2 separate regions of the Mus musculus genome follow, and region 1 is linked to region 2. A link is a loop called in an ENCODE intact Hi-C map of the cell type or tissue named here. Cell type or tissue: left cerebral cortex. All regions are shown on one strand. Each heading gives the region's core, and the rest is flanking DNA. Links, peaks and the distances in the headings are about the cores only.

Region 1 (6,794 bases), core at 1,079-6,078, 260 kb before region 2:
TGATGTGTATGTGGGGGTGCATATGCTATGGTGTGGATGTGGAGGTCAGAGGACAACTCTGTGCAGTCCTCCTGACTTTAGCTCAGTTTCAGGGAACAAACTAAGATTGAACAAAGGAGGTGAATGGCCTTTGATTAAAAATTCTGTTTTTCTTGCGATCTTCCCTCGCTATCACCATGGAGCAAATGAATGTTCTGGCAGATGCTCTCCAGAGCATCATCAACGCTGAGAAGAGAGGCAAACACCAGGTCCTCATCAGGCCAAGTTCTAAAGTCATCATTCGGTTCCTAACAGTGATGGTGAAGCACAGCTATACCAGTGAATTTGAGGTCATTGATGATCACAGAGCTGGGAAGATGGCTGTGAACCTCACAGGAAGGTTCAACAAGTGTGGAGTTATAAGCCCTAGATTTGATGTCCAACTCAAAGACCTGGAGAGATGGCAGAGCAAACTGCTCCCATCACGGCAGTTTGGTTTCATTGTGCTGACAACCTCTGTTGGAATCATGGACCATGAAGAGGCAAGATGAAAACATGCAAGAGGGCCTGGCGTGGTGGCGCATGCCTTTAATGTGAAAATGTGTGATTCTGACTGGTGACAAAGTCACAGACACTTGAAAGACTGTTATGACTTATGGTCTACTTTGATAATTAAAGAAAATGCCATTTTCTAGCTAAAGATTAGTGGAAATAAGGTTTAAGAAACCTGAATCCTACCTATTGACCCCTGAAGGACCTGTGAACTTCAGGTGAAAAAACCCTGAAAGCTAGGGAGATATCTCTGTACATTTTGCAACACTGTTTGGCAGTAATGATAAATGCCAGTTAAAAGTTAAACCATCAGCCGGGCAATGGTGGCGCACACCTTTAATCCCAGCACTGGGGAGGCAGAGGCAGGTGGATTTCTGAGTTCCAGGACAGCCATGTCTACAGAGTGAGTTCCAGGACAGCCAGGGCTACACAGAAAAACTGTCTCAAAAAACAAAAACAAAAAACAAAAAAAAGTTAAACTATCTATGGACATGTCATACAGATAAAGCCTTTTGAGTTTCAGAGCAGCTGCCTTCTAAAATAATAAAATAATGAACATTTAAGGCTGTTAGGAAGTAGAAGAAAGTTGGGCCTGGTGACTCAGAACTGAGTCCCAGCTGCTGTGATGGCTGAGGCAGGAGAATGGCAAGTTCAAGACCTGCAAGGGTTACAAAGAGAACTTGGTGAAGCATTGTCTCAAAACAAAATATTCTTAAAGGACCAAGCACCTGCCTAGCATGTGTAAGGCCCTTGGTTCAATGTCCCACTATGGCAAAAACAGAAATATAAAGAGTGGTCCACAGCTGATGCAGGAGGACCACGAGTTTGACAGCAACTCAAATACACAGTGAGTTCCAGGAAAGCATCAGCTACATAGTGAAACAATGATGTAATTTACTTTTTAAATTTTATAAACTGTGTATGGGTGTTTTATCTGCATGTATATCTGTTACCACATGTGTGCCTATGAAGGCCAGAAGGTGTTAAGATCCCTAGAAGTGTAAAGATGGTGTGAGTTACCATACAGGTACTGCGAATTGCACTTAGGTTCTCTGGAAGAGCAGTCAGTTCTCTTTGGAGCAGTATCTCCAGTCACAACTTATTCAGCTTTTAATATATATATGTATATATATTATATATAACATATTTAAATGATTTTTTTTCTTTTGGGTGATAAGCTCTCACTTTATAGCACAGACTGGCTTAAATACCATGGCAACCCTCCAAAGTGTGGAGGTTATTAGCATGAGCCAACACCATACCTAACTTTTTGTTTTCTGAGACAGGTTTTCATGTCATCCAGACTAATGTGAACTCTCTATGCAGCTGATGTTGGCCTTGAGTCCCAGATCCTACCTGGATTCTTCATTTTGAACTAAGGATCTACAAAACTTTACAAATAATCTAGCTTGGCAGTGGTGGCGCACGCCTTTAGTCCCAGCACTTGGGAGGCAGAGGCCAGCCTGGTCTACAGAGTGAGTTCCAGGACAGCCAGGGCTACACAGAGAAACCCTGCCTTGAAACAAACAAACAAACAAACAAAAAGTCTGTCTGTCCGCTCTTTACTACTTACAGGACTCTATCTCTCTTTCTACCTTATAGGCCCAGGGTTGAAGTCAGGTTGTCAGACTGGGCAGCAAATACTTTTATTTGCTGAGCTATCTTTCTAACCCATTTGTCAAGTCCATTTAAAAAATATATACATCAGCTGGGCGTGGTGGCACAGGCCTTTAATCTGAATCCAAGGCCAAGACTGGTGTACAGAGTTCCAGAGACCTGGCTTGCCCCTGCCTAAAGACTGCCGGAACTAAAGTCATGTGCTATAACCTCCGGGCTGAAGCTAGAATTCTTTGACTAAATCTTATCAAGAACTCCTCCTGTCTAAAACACGTACCCTTTTTAATGCTGTTGTCAACCAAATTTAAACATGATGAATTTAATACCCCTAGTACCAAACTGTAATACCTTAAGCCCTCAACGAATGTAGGTCAAACAATACATTAAAATTATGTTTCTTTCCAGTGTTTACAAATCAAACCTCTGGAACTGGGACACCTACTTGAGGTGTGGCAATGTTTTAAGACTAAATCTTACACTTACGTGTCAATACTAAATGCTTCCGCCTATGTTACTCCATTTCATGTGTATTATAAACTGCCAATTATACAGTTAGTAGACAATGATGATTTTAGAATTAGTCAAAAAAAAAAAAAAAAGGAAAACTGCTTTTATTGATCCAAGGATCGTCATGAAAAGACATCTGTAAGTTCAGAGCCTAACAAGACCTAGCCTTACAATCTGATATGCATAGACTTGTGGGAAAGAAAAACGGGTTTCATTCCCGGAATCTCTTGGCAGGTGTGCACTCTGTCACAGGTCCTGATGAATAGAGAAGCAAAGTAAACAAGAGCCACTCCACTCTTAGAGGCTGATCCCAGCTGTCAAGCTGGGGAAGCGGGCGAATGACTGTTGCTAAATTTAAGTATTTCAGGAATTCCAGCGGTCGTTTTCGCCCCACCTCCCCGCTGCTTTCTTGGGACCCCAAGTTTCCCAAATATCTTGGGACCCCAAGTTTCCCAAATATCTGGAAGGCCAGCGAGCTGTGTTTACGTCTTGTCGTCCCCGAGACCGCACAATGTCAGTGACACCCTTGCGCTGCCGGTCCAGGCGACTAGCCCGACAACCGGGCACAGACTCCCCAAAAGTGACAGGCCCCAAGAAGGGCTGCACGGGGGACACTTTTAACGAGTGTTGCGTCGCACTCGGTTGTTCTCCCTGAGTTGAGGCGAGATGGCCTCATTCCAGCCCCCAAACTCCGAAGGCCCGAGAGCTCACAGGCCAGCGATAGCCCACCGGGTTTCCTTCCAATCCGACAGCCAGGTACTCCAGAGGCTCGTAGCGCCTCGCAGCCTTCAAGCCCTCCTCTCCCCCCGGGATCCCCACAGGTTCACTCGCCGAGAGCCCAGAGCGGGCACCGGCTCGGGACTACTTCGTTACCTCTCTGCGCGGAGGTGAGCGAAGTGGTGAGAAGCCGGGCGGCCGCAGCGCCGCAGGTACAAGCGCCGCAACTGGACATCTCCGCGGGGCCTAGGCCAGGGCTTCGCGCCCTGAGGATCGAGGGGGCTCAGCGACCCGATCGTGTCGCGCGAGTGTTCCGCTGACTGGCTCCGCTCCCTTCCGTCGGTTCTATGCTGGCGCAGCGTTTTCCCCACCAGGCAGCCAGGCCTGGACGATCCCAGCGTCCCACCGCCTTCTACTCACCGGAGTAGGCTCCTCCCCTCCTCCCCTCCCTCCCTACTCTCCCCCATTCCCCGCCCACCCCGGCCGGGGAGCGTGCGCGCGCTTGCGTCCTAGACCCAGGAGGAGGCGTGAGTTTACGCTGCGCATGCGTGGAGACTAACGTGATTCCAGAGAATGGGGCGGTAACCTGGGCACCAATGAGCGCGCTACGGCAAGCGGCGAACCCAAAATTTTGCGGTCGCCTAATTTCTCGGGAAGTCTCTTTATTCGGATGTTAAAAAGTTTTAGACCCAAAGAGACACGCGCCGTGTCGGGAGTTGACCCTACGCTTCTTAGGAGCAGGGGAAATAAAAGCGCAAAAAGGTGAGGATCTTTTTTAAGTGATCCGAAAACTAAGAATGTAATTCAGTGGTAAAGACCATAATCCCACATAATAATTATAAACAGACAGTAACTACCAGGCGCTTGCACTTCGGCAAGTTCCTTCCTTCATGGACTCTATATCCTGGCTTCCTTTATGTTCGCTGTTTCGTTTCATTTGCAGCATGGAAATGGTCTCCTAATCCCACTCCCACTCCGAGCAACAAGCTGGATAGAGCTAGCTTTCCTTGCTCTTTCAAGCTTTGTGATGATAAAGTTTTCAGTCGGGGCTAGTTGCCTGTGTGGATTTTTGTTTTGGTTTTCTGAGCGAGGGTTTGTCTGTGTAACCTTGGCTGTCCAAGAACTCCCTCTGTAGACCAGGCTGACCTCGAATTTAAGAGTACTGCCTCTAACACCATATGGGTTTTATTTGGGTTTGGTTTGGAATTTATGCCAGAGTAATTATATATATATCATCAACTCTAGCCGCCAAATTGCTAGGTGGCCTGGAACTTGTTCTGTAGCTGAAAATGGCTCTGAACATCTGATGCCTGTGCTCCCACCTCTAGATGAGACTACCGAGTTGTACCACACCCTGCTGGAACCTTTAGACAGAAACTGTGAGGAAAGAGAATTAAGCCAGGATCAACACCAGTTCACTTACATTAACCAGCGTCAATCTCCAGCCAGAAAAGTGACTTCCAGTTCCCCGGGTCTAGCTCACAGAAGGGGAATTCCAGGTGGTTCATACTACTACAGGGTTCTTTCTTAGAGAGCTGACTCGTGGTAACACCTCATGGTAAAGTTTCAGAGATGAAAGAGAATTCTTGTCTTTCTTCACTAAGACCCACTCCTTCTTCAGCTGCATCCAGGAATACAGTTGTGAGGAGAGACTCAAGTCCTCTCAGTATGTTGCTTTCCAACTGTGTTCTTAGACTCTCTCAGAAGCTCTCCCTCCATGGATGCTGTGAGCAAACCAAGAGGGCTGTCTCTGGCTTCTCCCGCCCAAAAAGAGAAGTTATGGGTTTTTTTGTTTTTGTTTTTTCGAGACAGGGTTTCTCTGTGTAGCCCTGGCTGTCCTAGAACTCACTCTGTAGACCAGGCTGGCCTCGAACTCAGAAATCCGCCTGCCTCTGCCTCCCAAGTGCTGGGATTAAAGGCGTGTTCCACCACTCCCGGCTTCACACACATTTTTTAAAAATCTTTGCTTCATGCATAGGAACATTTTGCCTGCATGAATGTGAGTGCATCACAAGTGTGCCTGTTGAATCCCCTGGACCTAGGGTTAATCATGGCTGTGAATCACCATGTGGGTGATGGGAACCTGGTACCTCTGCAAGAGCAACGTGCTCTTAAATGCTGAGTCATATCTCCAGTTCTAAAAATATTTTTTAAAAAGACAAGCAGCAAAGCCAGGTGATGGTGGTACATGCCTTTAATCCCAGCACTTGGGATTAAAGAGTCAGGTGGATTTCTGAGTTCAAGCTCAGCCTGATCTACAGCTCAAGCTTCAGGACAGCCAAGGCTGCATGGAGAAACCCTGCCTCAAAAAAAAAAAAAAATCATGTATATGGGTGTTTTGCCTACATTGTATGTGCACCATGTGCATAGAGTGTCCAAGGAGGCCAGAAGATGCTGTCAAATCCTTTGGAACTAGATAGTTGTGAGCAGCCCTGTATGTGGGTACTGGGAAAGAGCCCAGATCCTCTGAAGAGCAGCCATCTCTTCAGCACTACTACCTCCTCCTTTTGATATGAAAGTATTAACTAACACTCATCATCGTTGTAATTACTAAAAAAGTTATTCTCCTGGCTTCTGCTGAATCAGTGACCCAAACAATAGCAAAGATTGTGCCCACATATTAGGACTGAGTTGAGTCCAGAAAAAGCATATAGGTCAATAATTTATATTACTTTTTTTTTACCCACTTGTGCTAGCAGGCCCTGAATTGTCAACATTTCTACCGTATGATTACATTTTCATAAGCCCAGTGAGATAGTCCATGAATCATAGCCCTTTAGTACACTTACTGAAAAGGAAGGGCTCACTGGAAAAACCACTTAAGTCTTTAAAACAAACCAGGATTTGCCTGGTCTCATTGTGTGGGTAGAGACCTGTTGGTAGTGTTAAATTTTTGCTTTCATGGGCTGTCTCCCAGTATTTGTAGATTCTGTCAAGGTGATAATTAACATTAATCCTCATACTACACAAGCAAGAGGACTTCAGTTCAAGCCTCAGAATCCACAGCAGCAAGCTAATAAAGCAGCCGGGTGTGGTGGCATGTGCTTAGAAACCAGCATCCTCAGCCTTGCCTACTCACCGGCTCCAGGCCAATGGGAGGCACAGCCTTAAAACCTAGGAGGACGGCTCCTAATGACCAGTGCCTGAAACGATCCTCTGGCCTTCAGATGCACATGCACACATGCACTTCCACACATATGTGCACGCACATGGACATCTACACACATGACATTTTAAGGAATGAATGGAAAAATCTTCCTACTGTTTGGCAGAAGCTCTTCTGCTAAACGTTTCTGATATGGGAAACAACTACAAAAAGCTTTTTCATCTGCTCAAAGTAACTAGAACTAGGCTACAAAACCAAAAATGCCAATAAATATCTCAAAACTTTCAAAACCAATATATCAAACCTCATTTTCATT
Region 2 (6,794 bases), core at 144-5,143:
ATTTAACTGATAGATTTCCTGTTAGTGTAATATGGAATGCCTGAATTCTTTGGGATCTCCAACTTGTCAAAACTGTGTTTGTGTTGATAGGTCTTACAAACCCTATGCAGGTCTTGAATTTAGTCCTCTTGCTTCAGCTTCCTGAGTGTGGAAATTGCAGACCTTTGCTAATGAGCTCGACCCTAAGATTACTTTTTTTCCAGAAATGTATAACTCAAATTGCGTAGTTAAGTTCTAACAGTAGGTGTAAATCTTGATGTCCAGACACATTCAAGGGAAAATGATAGGTTTTAAAAACTGCAAAAGCGGACCAGAGATGGCTCAGCAGTTAAGAGTTAATAATGATATTGCAGAGGCCCCAAGTTTGGTTCTCAGTAGCCATTTCTGGCTGCTCACAACCACCCATAAGACCAGTTCTCAGGGGGATCCAATACCTCTGGTTTCTATGGGAACTGCACTCACATGCACATACCCTCACGCATACACACAAACCTTTTTAAAAAGGCATATAGATGTGAGGTGTCAACTGTAAAGCCTTGACTTTGGCGGATGTAATGTATTTCTAGGGTCAGGGAATTAGTTCAAAAGGCAAAAGCACTGTGGCAGAAACCCAAAGATCCCAGGGAAGCCAGGGGAGCATTGGAGCGGCTGTCAATCCAGCAGCCCGAATGCAGCAAGGGAGGCATACATAGGAGAACCGCTGAAGTTGATCAGCTAGCCTGGGATACACAGCAATTGCGACTCTGCCTCAACGAAGTGTAAAGGGAGGACTCCCAAAAGTTATCCTCCGACTTCCACACGATCCCGAAGACATGTGCGTGTAGAGCCGCGAGCACACACAAGCACACACACACACAAAGACAGAATTTATTTCTATGTGCCTATGTTCCTTTTACATGATGTCATAACGAGCTGATGAAAGAATAAATTCAGTACAATAAAAAATGTGTATTATAGGTCATTGTTTGCAGAAAGGGAACTTGAATTTAACAACTAAATTTTGTTCACTTCTCTGTTTGTAGCCAAGGTTAATCTTGAACTCAAGATCCTCTTGCCTCGGCCTCGCAAATGCTGGGGTTACAGGTATGCAGCACTATACCCAGCTACAATTTCTGACAAAGCTGTCCTATTCTTTAAGAGTACTCCATTTTGCCTTCTTTTTCTTGCCATAATATTGAGAATAAGTGAGATAGGTAGCTTTTCTAAAAAATAATCACGAAGCCAGTTGATAGTCTAGCTTAGGGGGAAAAATGTGTGTTATTTTTGCAACAGTAAATAATATGTTATCAGTTTAGACTCCAAGCTCTGTATGCCACATAGAGATGAAGAAGCTATGTGGCAAGAGGAGGGTAAAAATGTTAGCAGCAATAGGCTAAGAGTCAAGACACCTCCCCAAAGCGCGAAGCCCCTCATTCTGAAAAATGACATATTGTGTTAAAAAGAGCTTCGGGATTCTTGGGGTGGGGTCTCTAGAAATGGCATCCCGTAGCTTTTTACGGTAAGAACCAATCAGTCGTCTAGACCCTGCACACCTCACTGGAGCCTAGCCATTTCACTTTTCTGTGTCTACAGCTGAGAAAGTTTATCCGACGTAAAGGGCTTGAAAGCTATGAATGAGGAAGGAGGAGAGGTGTGGCAGCGAATGTGGCGCGAGAGGACAGTAGGAACAGCAAGGCTTAGTTAAAAGAGGATGAGCAAGCTGGACAGGAAGGGCAAGGACCCTGCTGCGAATGCGTGGAACAGAATGGCAGCGAGACAGTGAGCGCGGAGGGATGGATCTAGAGTGAAGCAGGAGGGAGGGAGGAAGGAACACCCGGCTAGGGGAAAGCAGCGAGTCCAAAGGCGAATCCCATCCGCCACTGGCGGACCTCAGGCGAACCCCTTCGCCTCTGCGGATTTCCGTTTCCTCCTCCGAATGCCCGGACTGTCCCCGGCATCCCAACCCAAGCCAGGCTCTATCAAGATAACGGACGTGGGAGTCCGAGCGGGCAGCAGCCAGCGTTCAGGGGCGCCCAGTGAACGTTGGCAGCCTCGCAATCCGAGTGTGCGCTTCCTCTTCCGGCCAACGGGGCCCAGCCACCCGCTCTCCCGGCGGGAGCGGCCCGAGGGCGGCCGGCCGGAGCTCCGTGGCCTCGCGGGCGCAGGGGAGGGAGAGCGGGCGGATACTGCACCTTCCCCCCGGGCCCGCCCGGACCGTCCGGATGCGCTATGGAGCGGGCCTACGCCGCTTCATGCCGCGCCGCCTCCGCTCCCGTCGGGGCCACAGCAGCTTCCTCGGCGGCGGCCCCCGCGGCCCCCAGGCAGCGGACGAAGGGACTTAAAAGCGGCGGAGGCGAAGACAGCACCGGAGGCCTCGGCACTTCCGGTTCCCCGAGCCCCGCCCTCCGACAGAGGAAGGCTAGCGGCCGGACCAAGAAAGGATGACTCTCGCTTCTGTGCGCGAGGGGGCCCCACAGCGCCACCGAGCGGCGGGAGGAGGTGCCGCACGTGGACTGCCTGACAGGAGGGAAAACATACAAGGTTAGAAGAGAAAGCAACATTCACCCCACCTCTGTTAGCTACTCAAAGTAAATAAACTTCATGTTCACTGGCCGGTGGGATGGCTCAGCAGGTACAGGCACCTGGGCCTACAAGATTTCTGAAAGAACAAGCCAGGTCCAGCAGGCGCTTATCCAACCTCTATATCCAATCTCTGTCTGTCTCTGTCTCCCTCTCTCTGTCTCTCTGTCTCCCTGTCTCTGTCTCTCTGTCTCTCTCTCTCACTCACACACACATCCCTGCGTTAGAGCAGAAAGCCAAAATTCCTGCCTTTTTGAGATGACAGAGGCCAACCATGGCTTTGGAGACCTCAGCATTACAGTTATGACGGAAAAAAACAAACAAACAAATGTGAATTTGGATACAGAAATTTTTCTTTTCTTTTCTTTTTTCTTTTTTTAATTTTTTTTTCAGTGACGTTTACATTTTATTTACGTCAGTAGCACTAAAATACATTCCTCCTTGAGGGTCACATTTCCACAACACACATTAACACCAATCCATACTCCATAAGTGCCCACACCACCTCCCACCAAAACCAAGCAAACTCAGCAAACACTTCCTGGTCACTTCCTCAAAACCCGGGTGGGTCCTGTCCCGGCTCCTAGCTACGGCAGTGCCCAGAACTCACAAAGCTTCCCCTTTCCACACTGCGGACCCATCTCAAGCTCACCAACACTGTTCATCATGTGCTCATTTTTTTCTTTTTTTTTTTTTTTTTAACTAATTGATTATTTATTTTATGTATATGAGTGCTCTATCAGCATGTACACCTGCATGCCAGAAGAGGGCATCAGATCCCATTATAGATGACTGTGAGCCACCATGTGGTTGCTGGGAATTAAACTCTGGACCTCTGGAGCAGCAGCCAGCGCTCTTAACCTCTGAACCATCATCTCTCTAGCCTCCAGAACTTTAATGTTAAAGATCTTTAGTAGACCACCCATTCTTTGTTGGGTTGGGGTCTTCTCTCTGTAAATGGATATAACAACATTGGCATTCAGTAGTGATAAAAGCTAACAATGCCTGTGGCACTGAGACATGAAAGATGGAGAAATAAGGCCTGGAGGTGGCTGCTACACTGAGAGGCAGGTCCCTTGACCCATCATTTATTTCCTAATCCACACTGTACGTTAGCTGAGGGAAAGAGTGGGGAAAGAAGTGTAAAGGTAGCTGGGAAAGTAGGCAGAGACCAGACTGGTGGAGGAGCTATGCCTCCCCAGTTCCTGTTACTGTCTTTGGGAGCTGTGTATCAGTGGGATTATTGTAATGGCATTAAGAGAGGACCCACAGGCACCATGTCCTACTGCAGTGTGTACTGACCCACTGTGAGGTTAAAGGAGCCTTCCCTTGAATTTTTTTCTTTTTTCTTTTTGATGTTGAGCTCCCTAAAAGAAAGGACAGTAGGGGCTGGAGAGACGGCTCAGTGGTTAGGAGTACCAACTGCTTTTCCAGAGGTCCCGAGTTCAATTCCCAGCAACCACATGGTGGCTCACAACCATCTGTAATGGGATCCGATGCTGTCTTCTAGTATGTCTGAGGACAGACAGTACTCTCATATATGTAAAATAAATAAAATCTTTTAAAAGAGAAAAAGAACAGTGGTTTTCTCTAAGTATCCCATTTGACGTCTCTGATCTGAGAGCACGTTTTAAGACTCTAAATACATACACCTACTCCATTATCAAAATACAGTGTGCTATCTTGAATTTCCTTTGGGCTCATGGATTCTCTATCATTTGCTGACGCTATTCTCAAATCTGGGCCCACAAAGAGCGAGGGAAAAGGACACATCTGATTTTTGTGCAGTTTGCGTCCTCATAATGAATTAGAAGAAAGGCCTGGTGGTACAGGCTGGAAATCCCAGTACTCAGGAAGTTGAGGCAGGAGGATTCTGTCTGAGTTCAGGACCAGTCTGGACAACAGAGACAGAGACAGAGACAGAGACAGAGACTCAGATTTGTAAGTTTTCAGAGTTATTTTCTCTCTCCTCCACTGTGGTTAAGATGAACAAACAAACCCTCCCCGGCTAGGACTGTATCTCTGCAGTAGGACAGGTGCTTAGCAGCAGGGTGTGGTGCCTTGCACCTGTAGGTCCCTGTTTGGGAAACTAGATAAGAGAACTGCCGTGAGCTTGAGCTTAGCCTAAGCTATCCAGTGAGATGGAGGCCAGCCCAGCTTATATAGTGCTTTCTAGACCAGGCAAGCCTTGCTACAGAGTGTGACCCCGTCTCTAGCTCCTCCTCTTCCCCCTCACAGATGTGCTTGGCACATCTGAAGCCTTGGACTCAATCCCCCAGCACCGAGGCTTCTAAACAGCCCTCAGATTCTGGTGAAGCTGTAGGGCAGCGTCTGTAGCACCGCATCTTGCCAACACCACCTATGTCCGTACAGCCACGGAGCAGAGGTCCTAGCCAGAGCTGAGCTGGGCCTTAGTGGAGAGGGTAGGTTTGTGCGGAGTTCCAAGCTGTCTCCCCTGGGAAAATGCTAGAAAGATACTTCTCTAATATTTCATGCAACATCTCTCCCTGCAGCTTCCTATGTGGTTTTCTTTCCCCCTTGCCAAGAACATAAAAGCTGCTTAGCACAATCGAGAATTGTCTCTTCAGGGGTAGGTGTCCAGTAACTCCCATCTCAGGGGTGGGTGTCCCATAGCTCATCCCTCATCAGTGTGTGTCCCACTGAAAGATCCTGACAGAATGTAAAAGGTCACAGAAGCCCTGAAATTGGCAAGATAGATTTCATTGTTAGCAGAACTAGCTTCACTAATTTAGAAAAATAGAGGTGCACAATGCTCTGGCCACTCCTTGAACCCTTGTGTCTGCCAGTGTTTTGACCGTTCCTTGAACCCATGTGTGTGCCCGCTGATGAAGCCCATTGCCAGGTGTTTGTGATATTGGTTGCTGGGAAAGAGTCAGAAAATCTCCCAAGCAACCACAGCAGGGCCAATCCGGAGTTGCTACATCTACACCAGACTCTTTCCTTGTACCCCTTCCATACCCATTTTTTTTTTTTTTGAGAATAGACATTGTTTAGATCTGGAAATCCCCTAATCCCCCCTTCTCCTTTCCCCCCTGAGGGCCTATAAAAACGTGGACCCCTTTCCCCTCGTGATCGACTCCTCTACCCCTGCATGGGATATGAGTCGTCCCCAGAGCTCTGGCTTTCCCCGAATAAAGCCTCATGTGGTTTGCATCAAGCTTGGTCTCTTGTGAGTTCTTGGGTGTCCACTATTGCCCCGAGGCCTGAGCAAGGGGCTCCTTTCAGAGTCTTTCTCTACAATTCATGTCTCCCTTTTGTTTCAGCACAGTCTTTTTCAGTGTGCCTGTCAAGATTCCTGAGAAGCACCAGGAATGGTGGGGCACACTTTTAACCCCAGCACTCTGGAGGAAAAGACTGAGATATCTAGGTGAGTTTAAGGCCAGCCTGGTCTACAAAGTGATCTTCAGGTCAAACAGTGCTACACAGAGACAACTGTCTCAAAAAAAAACCAAAAAAACAAAAACAAAACAAACAAACAAACAACAAAAAAACTAAACCAAACCACCACCACCACCAGCAGCAGCAGCAGCAGCAGCAGCAGCAGCAGCAGCAAACCCTGAGAAGCCTGCCCGATTCCTTTGTGCCCACTTTATGTGAACAAGTGAGTGAGCGGCTGAACCTAAGTGTCTCATTACATCTCTACTGGCCAAGCAAGTCAGGCCTTGCCAGGTCTTGTTATATGTTATTGATAAAGCTTAGCTGGTTCTATGCTGCTCTGTAGTTTGGCACTGAACAGGAAAAGACAAGTTACCTAGGCTATGAAGTGTGACTAAGACAGCACCCCAGGTAATGGGGCTTCGAGAGGTGGCTTAGCAGTTAAGAACACTTGATCTGCCAGGCATGGTAGCGCATGCCTTTAATCCCAGCACTTGGGAGGCAGAGGCAGGCGGATTTCTGAGTTTGAGGCCAGCCTGGTCTACAGAGTGAGTTCCAGGCCAGCCAGGGCTACACAGAGAAATCCTGTCTCAAAAACCAAAACCAAACCAAAACAAAAAAACCCCACTTGATCCAGGGCTGGGGAGATGGCTTAGTGGTTAAGAACACTGGGTCCTATTGAAGAGGATCCAGGTTCAGTCCCCAGCACCCACATGCAGCTCACACTTGTCTGTAACTTCAGTTCCAGGACTTCTGACCCCCTCACACAGACTTGTGTTCAGGCAAAATAGCAATGAGCAGCAAATAAAAAAAAAAATTTTTTTTTTTAAAGGTGTGTG

Evidence for each region. Hi-C counts contacts between places; a loop is a spot of excess contacts. Peaks named below come from ENCODE experiments on the same cell type or tissue, not always from the same donor. Only the 100,000 strongest peaks of a DNase experiment are listed, where the experiment ranks them.
Region 1: it touches region 2 in a loop (2.1-fold over the local background); 2 of 42 quality-filtered maps call a loop at or near these places.

What each region holds. Positions count from the first base shown.
Region 1 is chr9:65,291,300-65,298,093 of GRCm38, reverse strand. It overlaps Clpx (caseinolytic mitochondrial matrix peptidase chaperone subunit), which reads right to left and starts at 3,834. Exons shown (of 14, transcript NM_011802.3): 1 at 3,529-3,834. The coding sequence starts at 3,607. It also overlaps the pseudogene Gm16218. In left cerebral cortex, for the core only: a CTCF peak has its summit at 3,891; DNase peaks (open chromatin) are centred at 2,987 and 3,911; H3K4me3 peaks cover 2,465 bases; H3K27ac peaks cover 1,317 bases.
Region 2 is chr9:65,028,001-65,034,794 of GRCm38, reverse strand. It overlaps Dpp8 (dipeptidylpeptidase 8), which reads right to left and starts at 2,337. Exons shown (of 21, transcript NM_028906.2): 1 at 2,172-2,337. It overlaps Gm39362 (a long non-coding RNA gene), which reads left to right and starts at 3,383. Exons shown (of 3, transcript XR_870867.3): 1 at 3,383-4,982; 2 at 5,844-5,947. In left cerebral cortex, for the core only: CTCF peaks have their summits at 2,271, 2,474 and 3,311 (motif pointing right); DNase peaks (open chromatin) are centred at 1,884, 2,408 and 3,165; H3K4me3 peaks cover 1,346 bases; H3K27ac peaks cover 1,392 bases.